Linked DNA regions of Homo sapiens: all the other regions are linked to region 1. A link is a loop called in an ENCODE intact Hi-C map of the cell type or tissue named here. Cell type or tissue: GM12878. All regions are shown on one strand. Each heading gives the region's core, and the rest is flanking DNA. Links, peaks and the distances in the headings are about the cores only. Region 1 has its middle 290 kb from the start of G2E3. Region 2 overlaps G2E3-AS1 (G2E3 antisense RNA 1). Region 3 overlaps FOXG1-AS1 (FOXG1 antisense RNA 1).

Region 1 (5,374 bases), core at 269-5,268:
AAAAGGCTCACCAATAATGCATTCTATTTGGCTATAGGTGACAGCAGGAGCTAGTAAAGAAATCACAGTAGGGAACACAGCTGAGTGTGGGCATAACAAAATGTCCTTTATTTACAGGAGCATAACCTGTAATATGCAGTTTCAACATTGAGGTACACCAGAGCACGTCTAAAAGACTGCTGGTTCTGTAATGAAAATTTTGAGTGATTCCAAAGGTCTAGGGTCCTCTGTACTGGGTGATTATTATGAACTAACAAGGCAGTGTGATTATTCCACCTCAGAATAGTCATACAAATCAGTGGCGCACTTCTGCTTCTGCCAACATTTTCTGTCCAGGGCACTGTAGTTCACAACTGTCACAAAAGTACTTAGTTGCTTTCCTAGCTGAAAGTATGGCAAAAAAACCGAGCAATTTTGTTGTTCAAGAACTGGCTTCTTTATAAACTTCATCTCACTCAAACATCTCCCAAAGATCTACAATTCGTGGGTGAAATCCATTTGCCTCCTCCCTCCCCCAGGACAATTATGAGTTAACATGAAAACAAAGACTCAAAACAGAAATAAAACCTGAAATAAATCACTTGTATAAATGGAGAGATACAACTTGTCATATTAAAAATCTTATAGCCTAGTCTACAAAGAACAATCTTATCATTCTCTATCCTATCAGAAAAGATAGGTACATAAGAGGCTGACCAATTTATTATAAACAGGTCTTTTTATGCTAGACTGATTGCAGAGATGTTACTATAACGGAGAATTCTGAAGAGGACATTAAAATGCAACTACAACACCAAATGGAGTAGTTGATTTTTCGAGCTTTATTCAGACTGAATGTGACAGTTCTTTCTGCATATGGAAGTCCATGGGTGGCCATTAAATCAAACTGAGCATCTTACAAGCCTATTCATATTGACCAGAGTATGGCGGCTCATTTAACCAATTCTGCCAGTGCGTATTGCAGGGAGCTAGAGGGGATGTAAAGAGCTCTCCTTGATTACAATGCTCTCTGTGGGACCACAGGAGTTACCTACCAGCCCCCAACACTCAGAAATTCTGAACCAAGCAAATGACAGTACATTTTTCTTCAGCTCACATCCCTTCAGTGAGATTCAAAGTCAATCATATGAATACCAGTTTGTAATTTCCCCCTGCATTTTAGGGTTAAGAATTCCAAGGAGACCCCCAAATTTCTATGATGTTGTCCTGTTCCTTGGCACAAAGCTTGCTGTGACTCTACTGTGAAGGTGTGCCGTGAGCTGCAGTGGATATCCTGACTTCCCAGGAAATTGAAAAGAGCTGCAAGACTGGCTTTCTTGACAGCGAGTATCTATAAGCCTTTCCACTGTTGGTGAAGCAAGAGATTTCAATGTTCTTTTCCTTACAAAATTCCAAATTAGGTGATTCTCCCAGCCTGAAACTTTCTTGAGGCTCAGAATAGGGCTCTTACCTCTCTCATTTTCTCACCTTGATGGGCAGACTATGTCAGACTACTCTACAATTATAATTGCAATTGATTGTATTTCAGGTGAGTTCTGTAGAGTAGACAAGGAAATGGAACCGTTTGTTATGTTAAGAACTTAAAAGTTAAACAGAGCATATAGTCTCCATCAAAGAACCGCAGTGAGAAAATACACACCAACTCTATCCCTGCTGCCTCTATTGAACTCATTTTGGAAGATGCCTTTAGATAGAGTGAGTGACAGCCAAGTTTCGTACTTAGAGGATGAATTGTTTATGAAAACATCTTGAGTTCATTGATGATCAATTTTAATGAATTAGGTAATGAATTGATTGTCCTTGAAAATACTATTTGCATTTGAAAAAACAAAGAGATATATATTGTTACTATTTTTGGGACATATATATATATATATATATATATATATATATATATATATTTGTTATATATATTGGGACTATATTGTTACTATTTTTTCTTTTTTTTGGTGGAGTCTCACTCTGTCACCAAAGCTGGAGTGCAGTGGTGTGATCTCAGCTAACTGCAACCTCCACCTCCCAGGTTCAAATGATTCTCCTGCCTCAGCCTCCCATGTAGCTGGGATTATAGGTGCATGCCACCATGCCCAGTTAATTTTTTTGCTTTTTTGTATTTTTAGTAGAGACAGGGTTTCATCATGTTGGCCAGGCTGGTCTCAAAATCCTGACCTCAGGTGATCTACCCACCTCGGCCTCCCAAAGTGCTGGGATTACAAACGTGAGCCACCATGCCTGGCCTTGTGAGAGTTTTTTGTTAACTGATTCTGAAAACGGTTAGAAAACCTGCTTGAGAAAAAATGGTATGCAGCCACCCAAATGTCTGCTTCTTTAAAAAATACTTAAGGTCTTATATACTTCTTAAAAATTGGCCAGTGACCAAACTGCAGAATGCTTTACAACAAACAGCCACTAGTTCATACAGGAGACATTTATTGAGCACCTACAACATGGCAGCCAAACATCGTGTTAGGTTGGGGATCCAAAAATTTAAAAAACATAATCCTCAAGAGGATTATAATATCGTGAGGAGAAGGGCATGTGAATAAGCAATACTATAATGTCCTTGATATGGGGGAAAGTTGTACAAAGTGTAAGGACAGGATCGTAAGCAAGTCCTTAATAATAACAGCTAACACTCACTAGTACCGTCTATATTCCAGGCTCATACTACTAAATTACCTCATTTAATCCTCACAGGAACCTTACAAGGTGAGCACTGTTTCCGAGGGAATCAAAGATGGGTGATGTAAAGAGTGACAATCAGGCTGAGGCAAGGCAACGGGTTAGAGGGACACGACTGAGAAGTAGGCGTAGCTAATGAGCAATGTGCTGGGTAGAGTGGGATGAGAGCTGAAATGACGCTTAAGATACAGGCACAGGAAGGGACCAGTTCATTCAGTGCCTTGGTGACACCCGAAGGAAGTTTATCTTGTAGACGATGGGGAGCTGATGAAGAATTCTGAGCATTTATTTGGGCTTAATCCCGTTTAATACAGCCAATCAACTCGTGGGGGAGGCTCACAAAGACAAGGGTAAGAATTAAGTGCTGAGGTTGTCCATCGAGGCATCAGCAAAATGGAGGAAGCTGAAAGACCTCGGAACACAAGCGTTTTGCTTGGTCACTAAGCCTAGACAAATGTAAGTTTCCCCGCCCCAGCTCCCCTCAGCCTGTCACACAAAAGCGTTCACATCAGCAGTCGTCAGCGGCGATGTCAGGCGCCGTGTCGTTCTTCAAACCCTTGGGAAAGCTTTAGCTTCTCAAGCCAATTGCACTGCATTGTCAGTAGGGGTGTCCGTGAGCTCCCCCTCGTGGCTGAAGGCCAGCATCTCTGTTAGGCTTAACTGAGCCCAGTCTCCCTGCCTCTGAGCCTGGCCACTTCCCAGGCCAGACGTGGAGGAGACACTTGCCGCTCAGTGCTGTCCAGAGGAGCATGATGAAAATAGCTGGTGTCTTGGCTATCCTGGAAATCTGAGCGACTCCATTTAATTCTCCTACGAGGGCCAGGCGAGGTGGTCTTTGACTCAGCTTCAGCACTCCATGGAGGGCCCTTGGCCTAACCATGAGAACGAATTCCAGTTGCAACCAAAGCTTGTTTGTACAGTGAAATGAATAAATGTGTTTAAACCTAGGTTCTGACTTCTTACCAGTCTGTGTTGCTAAAATACCAAAGAGTAATTATAACGATATTTCTAGTTAACAATTTTTGTGTGTCTGCTATAACATTTAAATTAGACTAAATTCAGCTGTTTGAATGCCCTCTGACAATATTTTTTCTCTCAGCTCCATGACTGTTTTATCACTCCATACTCACTTGACCTAATCGGCACCATCCTGCACTCTGAAATGTTTATACTGTTAAATGAATTTTTAATCTAACTTTTACAGCATTCAATTTCAGTTTCATCAGCCATCCACAGTGTAATATCTAATGTTTTAAAATAATCTAGACAGTTACAAAAGGGGAGGGGGAGGGGGAAAATCGTCGTGTTATGAAGCAAATGATTAATTAAAGCAAATTAAATTCTGGCAGCTCTTGCTATCATTATCATGTGTTCCCCGACTAGACTAATAAATCTTTGTTGAGAATGTGTGCTTTCACAAGGTTCAAGAGTCACCTGGGAAAGGCCATTATTGACTAATATTTTTGTATTGCTGTTAGTTTTATTTTCTAATACCCTATAGAATAACAGCTAATCTTTCTCAAACATTTAGAGTGCATTCATAAATCCCACTTTGCTCACTCTTTAGAGGTAGGTTTGAGAGGGGGTGGGAAACAAAATGATTTCTCTGTAGATGCAAGTAAATTACAATTAAGCAATACAGCTAATATGTCGGCAAATGCTGGAAAACCTAAAAAACACTATACTTTGAGCGCCTGCTGCATAATGCCGTCATAGCTGGGGCACAGTCCTGGGATTTCAGCAGCTGCAAACCTTCTCCAAACTGCACAGAAAAGCAAGAACAGCACAGCTCTCCTCTATTTTAGAGGTTTGCCTTCTTTCCTTTCTTTCCTAGGATCTGGCACTTCCACATTGAGGCAAATAACAATGCCGAGGCAAGCCGCTCTCTCTAAATCCAACCAAATGCTGCTGCCATGCAAACTAGACAGTCTGCGTTGTTTCTGAAGGCACAGAAGGGAGATATTGACAGATATTTCAAGAAAAGAGCCACATACTTGCCTTTATTTAGACTGTTCAAAGTGCTGTCACTTAAATCAACCTTTAATAATTTTTTTCTGATCTCAAATATTGCAGTTTTAACATCCATACAATTCATTGCTTAATTTGTATGTTTTAAAGTATATTTCCTACAACTTTCCCATTTGCTTTTCCTCTAGTTTAACCAGTTGTGTCCTTTTCATCCAAATCCTAGCAAATGCCAGTATCAACTGTAAGCTCAGTTCTCCATGGTCTCCAGTTACTGCATGTCACATTGTCTTAAAACTTATGAAGAGAAGGCACAGATTTATTTGAAGTCTGTGATACTGTGACAGAAAAAAAAGAAACAGTTTTATAACAATAATGTAAATACCAGGTCTAAATTTATTTTGAGGTTTGTTAAATGGGGTGGGGGGAGCACAATTCCCAAAAGCGAAATTTCAGATTGTAATGAATAATCACATGCCACTAAATATTTGTGCTGGTTTTGAGACAGCGTGCCCCATAAAACTCCAAGATGTGGTCGAATGTATTAATGTTGCTCTAGACAATTCAGGTTTCTCTATGTATTTAACCTCCACCCCTGCCATGGCCTTGTTAATTTTGATTTCTAAGTGACTTGGGTACGACTACAAAAACTAAACATATGTTTAAATATGTACATACAGGCATTCCTTTTTTGCCCTTTCTAACTGCAGATTATGACGTGAGCTAT
Region 2 (5,374 bases), core at 300-5,299, 250 kb after region 1:
CCTACTGCAATCATTCCCAAATAAAATCTGTTCTTACCACTTTACTGTCTAACTCTGTTTTTTCTTTAACAATATGCAAGCTTGCAATAATAAATTTACAGCAAAAATAAACACTTTCATCTGCTTAAGAGGGCCTTATTAAAAGTACTTCGATGTATTGAAAAATTAGACTGACAGCTTTGAAACACAAAGTCCTCTGTTTATCCATAAAACATATATATGATTGCCACCAGCAATTCTAAGCTTCCTTTATGAGTTTACCTCTGTCTGCCCCTCTAAAGAGTGAGAAGAGGGTTCAGATTCCAGGCCCATTCAATTCTTGGCTCCTCTGCAAAGACTGCCAATTAGAGTATTTTGTGATATGGACATCTGTCCACTGGACTGAGACCAGCTCATTTCACAAAGCAGTTGTCAAGTGGTATCAACTTTCTGTGACAACCTGTGTTGGATTCAAACCCGTGCCCTTTGAGGTTACATGGCTTCCTCTTCTATCACTAAATCTTTTAAATGCCCAGAAGTTAGACACACTAATTTTCAAAACTAGCTAATTATAAAATCATAAAGTCATCTTTATTTCCCTTAATTCATGGAAATTTTTCTGATGCTTGCATTTATTGTCAAAAAATGATCCTCTATGTACACTTTTATTCTTGGAAATCTGGGCATTTTTCCAGTCACTTTGAAAGAAACGTATGTATTTAACATTATTTAAATGGGTGCTTTTTGGGCACCTACTACCTATTAGGCAGTGTGGAAATGCTACCAGTTTCCATTATTTTTTTTCTGAATTTATCTGCTGAATAGCTGAACAATTTTTCTCTCCACTATACCTAGTTTTTCTTTTTCTTTTTCTGTTTTTAAACTCAGTACAGTACAAGGTAAGAAGAGCAAAAAGTTTTATAAGGGGAAAGGTAATGTTTGAAGTTACATTAGTTTGAATGTAGTTTAGTTTCTCAACTATATATAATTACTTTGAAGGGGAAAAATCATAAAAATAGCTTTATTGTTACATTTTTGCCAGTGGGTGTGTGAAGTAATTTAACTTACAGGTAATGATTATGTAATTGTATTGATACAGGGCATACAGCCTACCAAGCTTAGTGAATCATCCAGACTGACAAGAGGAGGTGTAAAAATTCTGCCTGCTTCTTTTCTGTCTCACATCCCTGCCTTTACAAAGGAGAGAAGTCTTTCTCACAAGTTGGGGAGGGTGGTGGTAAGTGAGGCATCAAAGCTCCAAGATCACGGATATAAATGCATCAAGACAATGTGTCAATTCCTTGTGGTATAATTTTAAAAATTAATTGGATGGTGGTGAAGCTACCCAGCCCAAATGATGACTGTGCCATAAGAGATACAATGCAAATGGCTGACAGCAGCTACTTACCATTCAGAAATGAAGCTCTAAACTTTCACAAAGCTCCATTAAGATACAAATTAATTTCACTGAACTGTTCCATGTTGTTTGTCCCTGTTTTACCTCTGTAGGATACATTTGTTGCATAAACCCAACCATTTATTTGGACAGGAAGAAACAACACAAAATATAAAGGTCTAGTTATAGCATGGTATGCTGAGGTAATTAAAATTTCTATTTTTGCAGCCAATGACCTCTGTAGCCATAGCTGATTAAAAGTACAAAAATTTTAGATCTGGAGAATATTTGTGCCAAGGACAATGCTTGACCAAATATAATTAACTGAATTTAGATAAATTCTCAATCTGGCTTTCTTTAACTTGAATAGAAAAATCACACACTTCGTTGAACATGAATGGATTTGAAAATGAACATTTGGATTATATGCGAGGATATTTTCCCAGAATAATAGACCCAAGATTTTTTGATGTGCTGCATAGAAGTTCTTTGTTGACCCAAAGAATATATCAGCCTTCTGTTTTTACTCTCTAGTTCTATTTGCTGATTTTTGTTAATATTTATAATAACAGAAATAGTAGGTGAGGGAAAGCAGGAGAATAACAGATCCATTTAAATCTTTACTCTTTGTTTTTTCAGTGCTTCTTGTTCTTTTTCTTGGGGATAATTAGAGATAAATGGTATGGTATTATATTTGCTTGGATAGCAATACAAAAATGCCTATTTCCATCATTTTCAGTAATAGACTTTCAAGCTATATTTTCCTCAAACTTGATCCTCATTATTCCAGTAATATTTAAGCTATTAATTTCTCCAGAGAGTGCTTTTTGAAAATGGTAAATTATAAGACAAATCCCAAAATTACATTTTCTTTAATTTACAGTATTGTTCAAGCTCTACTGTTAGCATAAATGAATAGTCTGAACTGCAGTCTGAAATAAAGCCTTGAGCATTAAACAGTTGGCTTGGAAACAGAAACATTAAGAATATGATTGAAATTTTTTTACAGAAGATGAAATAACAGCATGCGCAAAAGCTCATTTATGATAATTCTAACATTTCTGCTACAGTTACAGAAAAGTAACAACATTTACCAAAAAAAGAAAGAAAAGAAAGAAAGAAAGGTGAAGGGTTTCACTTTCTAATCAACTGCAATGATATCAATTTTGCCCTTACTGAAAAGTGATTTTCACAGTTATAGAAATTTAATTTTTTTTCTGAGTTTCAAATTTGCCTTTTGGAAGGAACACAAAACAGGGCTTTTCAAAACAAAAGTCAATTGAAGCAAAAGTTTTTGTACTTGATGTAGGCATGTTGTAAACACATAACAATAGCAATAAATACAGTCAAACAGCATGATACTCAGAAAGACAATGAAGTCTATAAAGGTCTACAAACATCATATTTATTTTATTATAAAAAGGCATTAATTATGCTAATATGTGATGAAATCATATGAAATTCAAGGTATATTTAAAATCATTTGTTTAATATGTTTTATTTCATACTAGTTATGTCTGTTCCTTTATTTTTGTTTTGCCTTTTTTACGGGTGGGATTTGAAAAAGGAAGATAGAGAATACTTTTTATAAAATTATAAAGAAGACCAATCTTCTTGAAAATATTGATAATCTGATAAATTGCCAACAATAACCATCTGAGGCCTAAGCAAGCGTTTGTGATTCTTCAAACGAAAAGCTTCAAATTCACTCCAACTAAGAAAATCACTTCCTCCATCTAGTGGTGACTGATTGTAATGCTACCGAATTCTAGAACACTTTTCAACTTTTTTAAAATGTCGTTTTGTTTTTATACCTATGCTTGGGTCAGATAATTGTATTTATGTGGGAAATTAGGCTAAATTGTGTTAGTTTTCTTAAACATTTTACTACAATCTGAAGAAACACGGCATTACTATCTGCAATATTTTATCTCTGAGCCAAAATGCATAAAACATAGCCCTTACCATTGTAGGGCTTACAATTGAGCTAGGGAGACTTGACATATATGTATGAAAGGATAAACTAAAAAGAACACACATGAACTCTCAAATGGGTGATAAAGGCAATGTCAGGGCTCAGAACGCAATGCTCTAAAACATGGCATCTTGGCGTACTGAGTATTTTCAGCTGAAGGAAATTGAGAAAACCACAAAGCAGAAGGTCTCTCTCACCTTCTCTCTTGAAGGCCTTCATGTGACAGGTGTCCTGGAGGGGAGAAATGTTTCACAGAGATGCTAAAAAGAATCTGAACAAGCAGGCCTTGCTAAGTTTCCTCCCAACTTCCCCCTCCCCGCCCCAGTTTATTACCAATAGATCATGACTTTTGATGGTCATCATTGCTTGAAAAAGATTTGGCAGAATATATGGAACTGAAATGGCCTTTATTAAAGAGATAGAAGGAATTACATAACCAGGGAAGACTAAGAAAGGCATTTCAGACAAAAGGAACAGTTACAAACTGTTACAAGAGACAAGATAGATGCCTCCAATTCTGAAATCTTTGGAAGACAATGGGTAAGTCGTGTTCTGCAAAAATGGGTCTATGTGTTTGGTCAAGAGGAGTGAGAATGGAGTAGAAAGTAAAGTCGTTATAGCTATTGTAGATATAATACAGAGATTTTGTAGAGGGTCTTGAATGTCAAGATAAAAATGCTGGACTATATATTATTAGAATGAACCTCAGAAGTTCTAATGGTGGCATCAATGGACCATACATGGTTTATAATGGGCTTTGATGTGTCCAATAATTTCTTGAAATAATAGAGAAAAATATCTTTACATGTGCACATATGAATTTCTCTAGAAAGAATGTCCATAATTGTCATCAGATTCTCAATGGGGATCATTGCTCTGTTAATAGGTTTTGAATAGCAAACTGACATATTGAGTTTTGGAAAGATTCGTCTGACATTGATGTGTAGGATAGTTTGATATGGGCAGATAACTTATTCTTCATATTTAGGCTGATCCATCCCCCCAGCACAATATGCTGCCCTGGTTACTTGGTACTTTACTTCTCCCCTCTCTGGGCACTCAGTATTTCTTTATAAAATATTTTAAGTCTTTAACTAATTCTATGATAATCTATAGATCCATATACACGATCTCATCAAAAATAGCCTTAAGCATTCATAAAATTTAGATTTGGTGAGTACCGTGTATTTTTCTCAACACTGAGGTGCTTTCTGTCTGCACTTATATTTATATTTGGGATTCAGGCCTTTAATGATAGCAGTCATCATAAAAGTTTCCATTTGTTGAAGACTATATGCTAGGCACAAAATTAAGTATATGTGTTCAACAAATACTTACTGAGTGCTTTTTATGTGCCAGGTAGGTCATAAATCTTACAATAATCTAATGAGTTATATTCCCAATATATCCAATATGAGTTACAGTCCCCTGACTTTGTACATGAGGAACCTGAAGTTTAGGAGTTAGGCAACATTCACATCATCACCTTTTTCATAGCTAGTACAGCTTTGATTTCAACCTAGATATCTTTGATTCAATAAGCTGTGTCAAAGGTGGAACTAAAAAAGTATTTGGTCAGGATGCAAGATTTCTGAATGCCTGTATCTTGTCCTACCATTACCTTACCTTTCCTTCCTTTCCCTTTCCTCCATCCAACCAAGCTTTATCCTCCCTAGCCCCTTTCCATAACAAAAATGCCCAAGGGATACAAGCACAGGGCCCAAAGCCAGGTAAATGTACTTTTTTACTCTGATGCTTTTGTCCAAAGGTCCAGTGTCTGAACTAATCAGGAATCAGTGGCCAAGGCCCTTTTCATAGCTTGGTAGTCCCCAGACTGCTTTCCTAATAAACTATCTGAAAGTTGTTAACTGGTATTGTACCAGAGAAAAAGTAGTATCTTTTCCTCACCCATTGCAAGGCTCATGGCTGAGGCCCCCGTAAAAAAAACACAGATTAACAAGAGAAAAGTTTACAAATTTAAATTCATGTGACATAGGGAGCCTTCAAAAATAAAGACCCAAAGA
Region 3 (5,374 bases), core at 129-5,128, 1.5 Mb before region 1:
AAAAAAAAACCTTGCCCTTAAAAAATCTATTATAAATGATCAAAGTTGGAGAAAAAGCTTATGTGCAAAGTTATATATCTCAAGTCATTTTAATAATGAAAAATTAGAAACCACCTAAATGTGAAGCAATGGTTAATGGACAGTGGTTAAATTGTTTATCATTATCCATAGGTTAATATAGATATTTGTAACTATAGGTTTTAAAAATAGTTATGTGGAAATGCTCACAGTATAACAATAATGAACAAAAGGCTGAACACAAAATATACCCACAAGATGATCCAAATTATTTAGAATATAGGTTTTACTTTAATAGATGATTTATGTTTATTTTCTTCTTTATAATATACTAGAAATTTTTTACAGCAAGTCTGTGATATATAAAATCAGAAGTAAACAAAAATTAAAGATATTTCAAGAAATGTGTTAATAAATATAAACATTTCTAATTCATATAAGGATAGGTACGTCATATTTTTAACCCTGTGCTGACCTACATGGTTCACTGAGATGGTGTCATGTCTGCCTAGCAGAAGACGTCTGCATCATAAAAACAAAACTGGAAAGTTCCACACAGAAAAATTTTTCACGGCAAGGATGAAGCTTCTCACCCAGCAACTCAAACTCAGTTTTATATTATAGGGTTTTTTTTTCAGAATTTGGACTATTTTATTTATTTAAATACAAACATATTACTTAGAAGCTGTGTATCTGTAATTGCCACTACCACTTGGTTATTATTTGATTAATATTTTGGTTTCTTCCAAATCAGCTGCATTTTACCTAGGACAAATACCCATTTCAAATAGACCTGGTAGTGAAAAGAAAATCAGGTGATTAAACCTCCCTAGTTATGACTGGTAGTTCCACCACATAAGAAAGGGAAAACTTATTCTATTTGGTCAGTGGTATCTATCAGAGTTTATCTGAGAAGAAAGCAAAAGACATAGTAAGAGAACAGAATAAAAACAAAGAGAAAAGTAAAGATAATAACCAGAGACCATCGTCAATAGCAGCAATAGCAAGGACTTTAGTGGCAGCTATTACAGGGGGTGACAAAGTGATATTCCAACCACAAGGCAATTCAACAGGAGAGATTGGTATAGAAACAAAAGACAAAACGTCTCTTCAGCTGAAAGGTTCAAACACTCATCTGCATCAAACACTTTCATATATCTACTCTATATTCACAAGAAATTTATGAATTCATTAATAAATAACGCATCCAATATTTATATAGCATGCATGGTCCCTGTATAAACTCTAGTTATGCCTCTTTAACTTTACTACAAATGTTCTTAAAAACATGGAATCGCGGCCGGGCGCTGTGGCTCACGCCTGCAATCCCAGCACTTTGGGAGGCCGAGGGGGTGGATCACGAGGTCAGGAAATCGAGACCATCCTGGCTAACACGGTGAAATCCCGTCTCTACTAAAAATACAAAAAATCAGCCGGGCGTGGTGGCGGGCGCCTGTAGTCCCAGCTACTCGGGAGGCTGAAGCGGGAGAATGGCGTGAACCCGGGAGGCGGAGCTTGCAGTGAGCCGAGATCGCGCTACTGCACTCCAGCCTGGGCGACAGAGTGAGACTCCGTCTCAAACAAAACAAAACAAAACAAAACAAAAACATGCAATCGCTACAGTACTTGGGGTAGGAAATAGATATGGAAATGTTACATTCCCTTAAAATGTATTTTACCTATTTACTTGTTTAATGTCTATTTTCCTTAACTGGGAAGTTAGCTTAATAAAGGCAGAAGAGGTTTTTGCCTCCATTATCCAATGCTATATTCTTAGCACCAATAATAATGTCTAGCGTACAGTATGTGTACGCTATGTATTTATTGAACAAATGAGAAAGTTTACAAGTAATTCATGGATTTCATATGATTCTCTATATCTTGTTTACATCAAAGACAAAATGTTTCGTATTTCTTAAGACTAACTGCAACATGTTCAAAAATTTGGTCTATCAGCTGAAGTGTATCTCAATTTGATAATTAAAGAGAAAGTTTACATTTTCATGTAAGCCCTTCCAAATACTCCAGCACACATAAGTGAAAATCAGATATTCTCCTTCATGGCCCATCTGCAAACTTGTAGAAAGTGAGAACCTGAGGCATAAGTGGACGTGAATGGGCCTGGGTTCTATTTTTCCATGCTATAAAAGCCATAAACAGTGTGGTTAATGATGCTCCCATATCTGACTTGAAGCCAGGGTACGGTGGATTCGTGTAAATGCTGAAGGCTAGCTAGCTCTGGTGGCTGAACACCAGTTGAGGGCAGCAGAGAGCTACTTGAGAGAAAATAGATCCAGGAAGGCTTAACAGCTCTCAGCTTAAAGTGCTTGGCTAAGTCCACAGTGTGCTGCTGAAAATGCAGCCGCTTGGAAAACTAGTCCACAGGGTGGCCAGCAAGAATGAAGTAACCAAATGTATTAATGCATAAAGCCAAAAATCCAGGGAGATGGGTAGGAAGCAACACCAGAGAACTGACAATAATTTGGACTCCCATTTCACACAGTTCTCAGGAGCCATTGATTCGGACAATCATCTTACTCCAGAGCTGCTGAATCACAAAATGTCTTAGATTCCCTCCAACTCTAAAATCTTAGTTCCCAAGATAATTAACAAAAATGTTTAGAGTACAACCTTTTTTCCAAAGATTATCCTTCCTGTAGAAAGAATATAAAATTGTTAGTGTTAAGAGGAGAAAATCATACATGAATGAGGAGTAGCAAACACAGACTAGGGGTCCCAAAATTCTTTAAAAGTTGAGATTTCTCAAATATATGCGGTGGAATCCTGGTGAAGTTTAATGAACAGCCTCAGTCAATCCCCTTGTTTCCCAGTTTGAAGGCTCCAACCCTAAAAATGACCAAGTGTAAGTTGCGGCCTGTCCAAAGCCAGGATTCACACTCCTTTTCTGTGTCTTCCTAGTGGAGTGATCTTAAGCAAGTAATTTAGTCTGTCTGGGTCAGCCTCCTCACTTCTAAAATAGAATAATACCTGTGTTTATGAGGTCTGTGAAAAATCTGCAGAATAAAACATGTCTTATGAACTTCGTACAGCATAAGGAATTTTAAATAAAAGTCCAAGTAGTAGGAACTAAGAAGTTTTCTAGGGAACAACAAAAAGGCATCTAAGAAAGAAACCTTTGATATATTTAGAATTTTCCCTGTAACAAACTTGTTTGTTTCTATCAACCCAGGTCAATGTAGATATGATACTCCATATACATATATTTATACACATATGTGTGTATATGTATATACACACACACACTTTATATACAACACACACACGCATGCATGTGTGTGTGTGTGCATGGGTATGTGTGTGTGTCTTCAGCTTCCCTGAGGTCTATATTAAATGCTGAGCATATTTGCATCACGGAGTGATATTTGCCTTCTGTGAACACTCTTATTGCTAAAAGTGTGTAATGATGTTCCTAGTCAGATTGAATTTGGAGACATTTTACTGCATCCTCCTGAAGAAATTTATTCACAGGGACACAGAAGCAGAGAGAAAAATGTGGGCTATCTGCAGCCAGAATACTTTGGCTCTGGTTCCTAATAATAATAATAATAATAATAATAATTAATCATCACCATGAGGATATGGGAACATGTTAGAAAACTTGAATACAGCTGCCTCAGCTTTGTGTTCAGTTTGGTCCTATCTCACATTATGATTTTTCTGGATGGATAGCAAGGGAGAGCTGAGTGCATGCCAATGAGTTAGTAAATGGTGACTAGAGTGTCTGAGATTTTTGTTATTTTTAAAAGCAGAAAAAGGGAAAGAACAAGACAGGAAGATAGAGAAGATGGAGGGCTGGCTCATCAATTCTCATTTCTGATGAGATGCCTAACTAGAGAACTCAGGAGTGATAGAGAAGAGTTGCAAATAACAATGAAGACACCACAAGAGAGTCTTCTCAAATGAAGGTTGATGATTTATTGACTTAAAAATCTTTTGAATTATAAGGGATAGCAGATTCAACTTTCTGATTTTGTGCATAAGAAAACTAAGGTTCAAGAGAAGTGTTGTGACTACCTCAAATTCCCCTAGGTGTTAACAACTTGTATATTTATCTTACTATTCTAGAACTAGCTAGATAGCATGCCAGTGACCAAATTTTATAGTAAAATCTAGGAAATATTGGTGAAAAATAGAATAAACAAAATTGGTTTCCCTTAAAGTTACAAAACATGAATCCATATACCAGTAGTCATCAGCTGCTTTGCTATTAGGAAATTAAACACACACTTCAGCAAGTGCATGCACAAACTACACCCACGCACATGGCCAGCTTACAGTCACAGGGAATGAGAAGAGGTCTACTCTCTCTCTCTCTCTAACATCTTAAATGCCAAGCAAATGCCGAAATTGTTATTCTGAAAAGTTTGGGGCTCTGCAGTCTACCATTGCTAAGATTTTTCCTGTGCCCAGATAGTTCATTTAATCTTTGCTGTAAGAAGAAGAAACAGAATCCATATAGACATAGGAATTCCATTTCTTTGAATTATAAAATATTTTCAGCCAAGGTAATATAGACAGGGCATATATGTGATTACTTAAAACATGGTGTTATTTTTAGTATGTTCCCTGCTATTCACTAGATAATTATCTCCAATCAAAGTGGTTAGTTCAGATAAAAGAAAATATCAAAAATAAATTTTTTTCAATTTTGTTAAGTATTTGTGTAGAAACATATTTAGTGATAATTTGGAAAATTAGGTAAATAAATTGCAACCCCCCTCAAAATAAAATTACTTTTTAGAACTAGTTCCTTGACATGGAATTTAAAGCATTGGAAGAATACTCATAACAAACTTTAATTGCCCTATGTGCAGATTTGAGGTAAAAACCGTTGTCTCTCTATGTCTTATTACCATAATCAAAGCTTAGAATTTTTTTTATTATCAAAAGACTATTGTGTGCCCGACAGACAGTCAAGATTTATTAGAAAAGCCTCCATGGCTCTCCCCTCCAAAAACTCAGTAAACAATCCCACACCTTCACTGCTACTATTGAGCATTATGGGCACTAGATGTCGCTGCTGCTGTTAGAATGAGATTTTCTTCCTGCTTCCCAGCCCCACCTCCCCAAAAATTTTTTCCAAAGATTCTTATGGTTTTTAAAGTTATATTTTAGTGGTAGTGTTGTTGGGAATTTGATGAATGAATGATATTTTATATATTAGTGATTGCAGGTCACTTATTTTCCAGATTAAGAAAAAACTGGAAAGATGAAGTAACTTGCCTAAGGATCCATAGGAAAAGAGTGCTAGAGCCAGAGTCGGGAAAACAGTTCTCGTGTCTACACTTCACCAGCTTTTAAGAAGTAAACGTGTTCCAGCTGTGAACAATGACGA

The links. Hi-C counts contacts between places; a loop is a spot of excess contacts. Peaks named below come from ENCODE experiments on the same cell type or tissue, not always from the same donor. Only the 100,000 strongest peaks of a DNase experiment are listed, where the experiment ranks them.
Region 2: it touches region 1 in a loop (2.8-fold over the local background); 2 of 110 quality-filtered maps call a loop at or near these places.
Region 3: it touches region 1 in a loop (11-fold over the local background); 14 of 110 quality-filtered maps call a loop at or near these places.

Annotation. Positions count from the first base shown.
Region 1 is chr14:30,267,558-30,272,931 of GRCh38, forward strand. No RefSeq gene overlaps it. Among named protein-coding and RNA genes, the nearest start is that of G2E3, 290 kb to the right of the region's middle. RefSeq lists enhancers at 2,936-3,437, 4,987-5,374 and a silencer at 3,239-3,288. In GM12878, for the core only: a CTCF peak has its summit at 3,310 (motif pointing left); a DNase peak (open chromatin) is centred at 3,244.
Region 2 is chr14:30,518,991-30,524,364 of GRCh38, forward strand. The region is part of intron 3 of G2E3-AS1 (G2E3 antisense RNA 1); the gene reads right to left. Among named protein-coding and RNA genes, the nearest start is that of G2E3, 37 kb to the right of the region's middle. In GM12878, for the core only: a CTCF peak has its summit at 3,114 (motif pointing left); a DNase peak (open chromatin) is centred at 3,111.
Region 3 is chr14:28,749,368-28,754,741 of GRCh38, forward strand. The region is part of intron 2 of FOXG1-AS1 (FOXG1 antisense RNA 1); the gene reads right to left. Among named protein-coding and RNA genes, the nearest start is that of FOXG1-AS1, 13 kb to the right of the region's middle. In GM12878, for the core only: CTCF peaks have their summits at 2,269 (motif pointing right) and 5,057 (motif pointing right); DNase peaks (open chromatin) are centred at 2,354 and 5,074.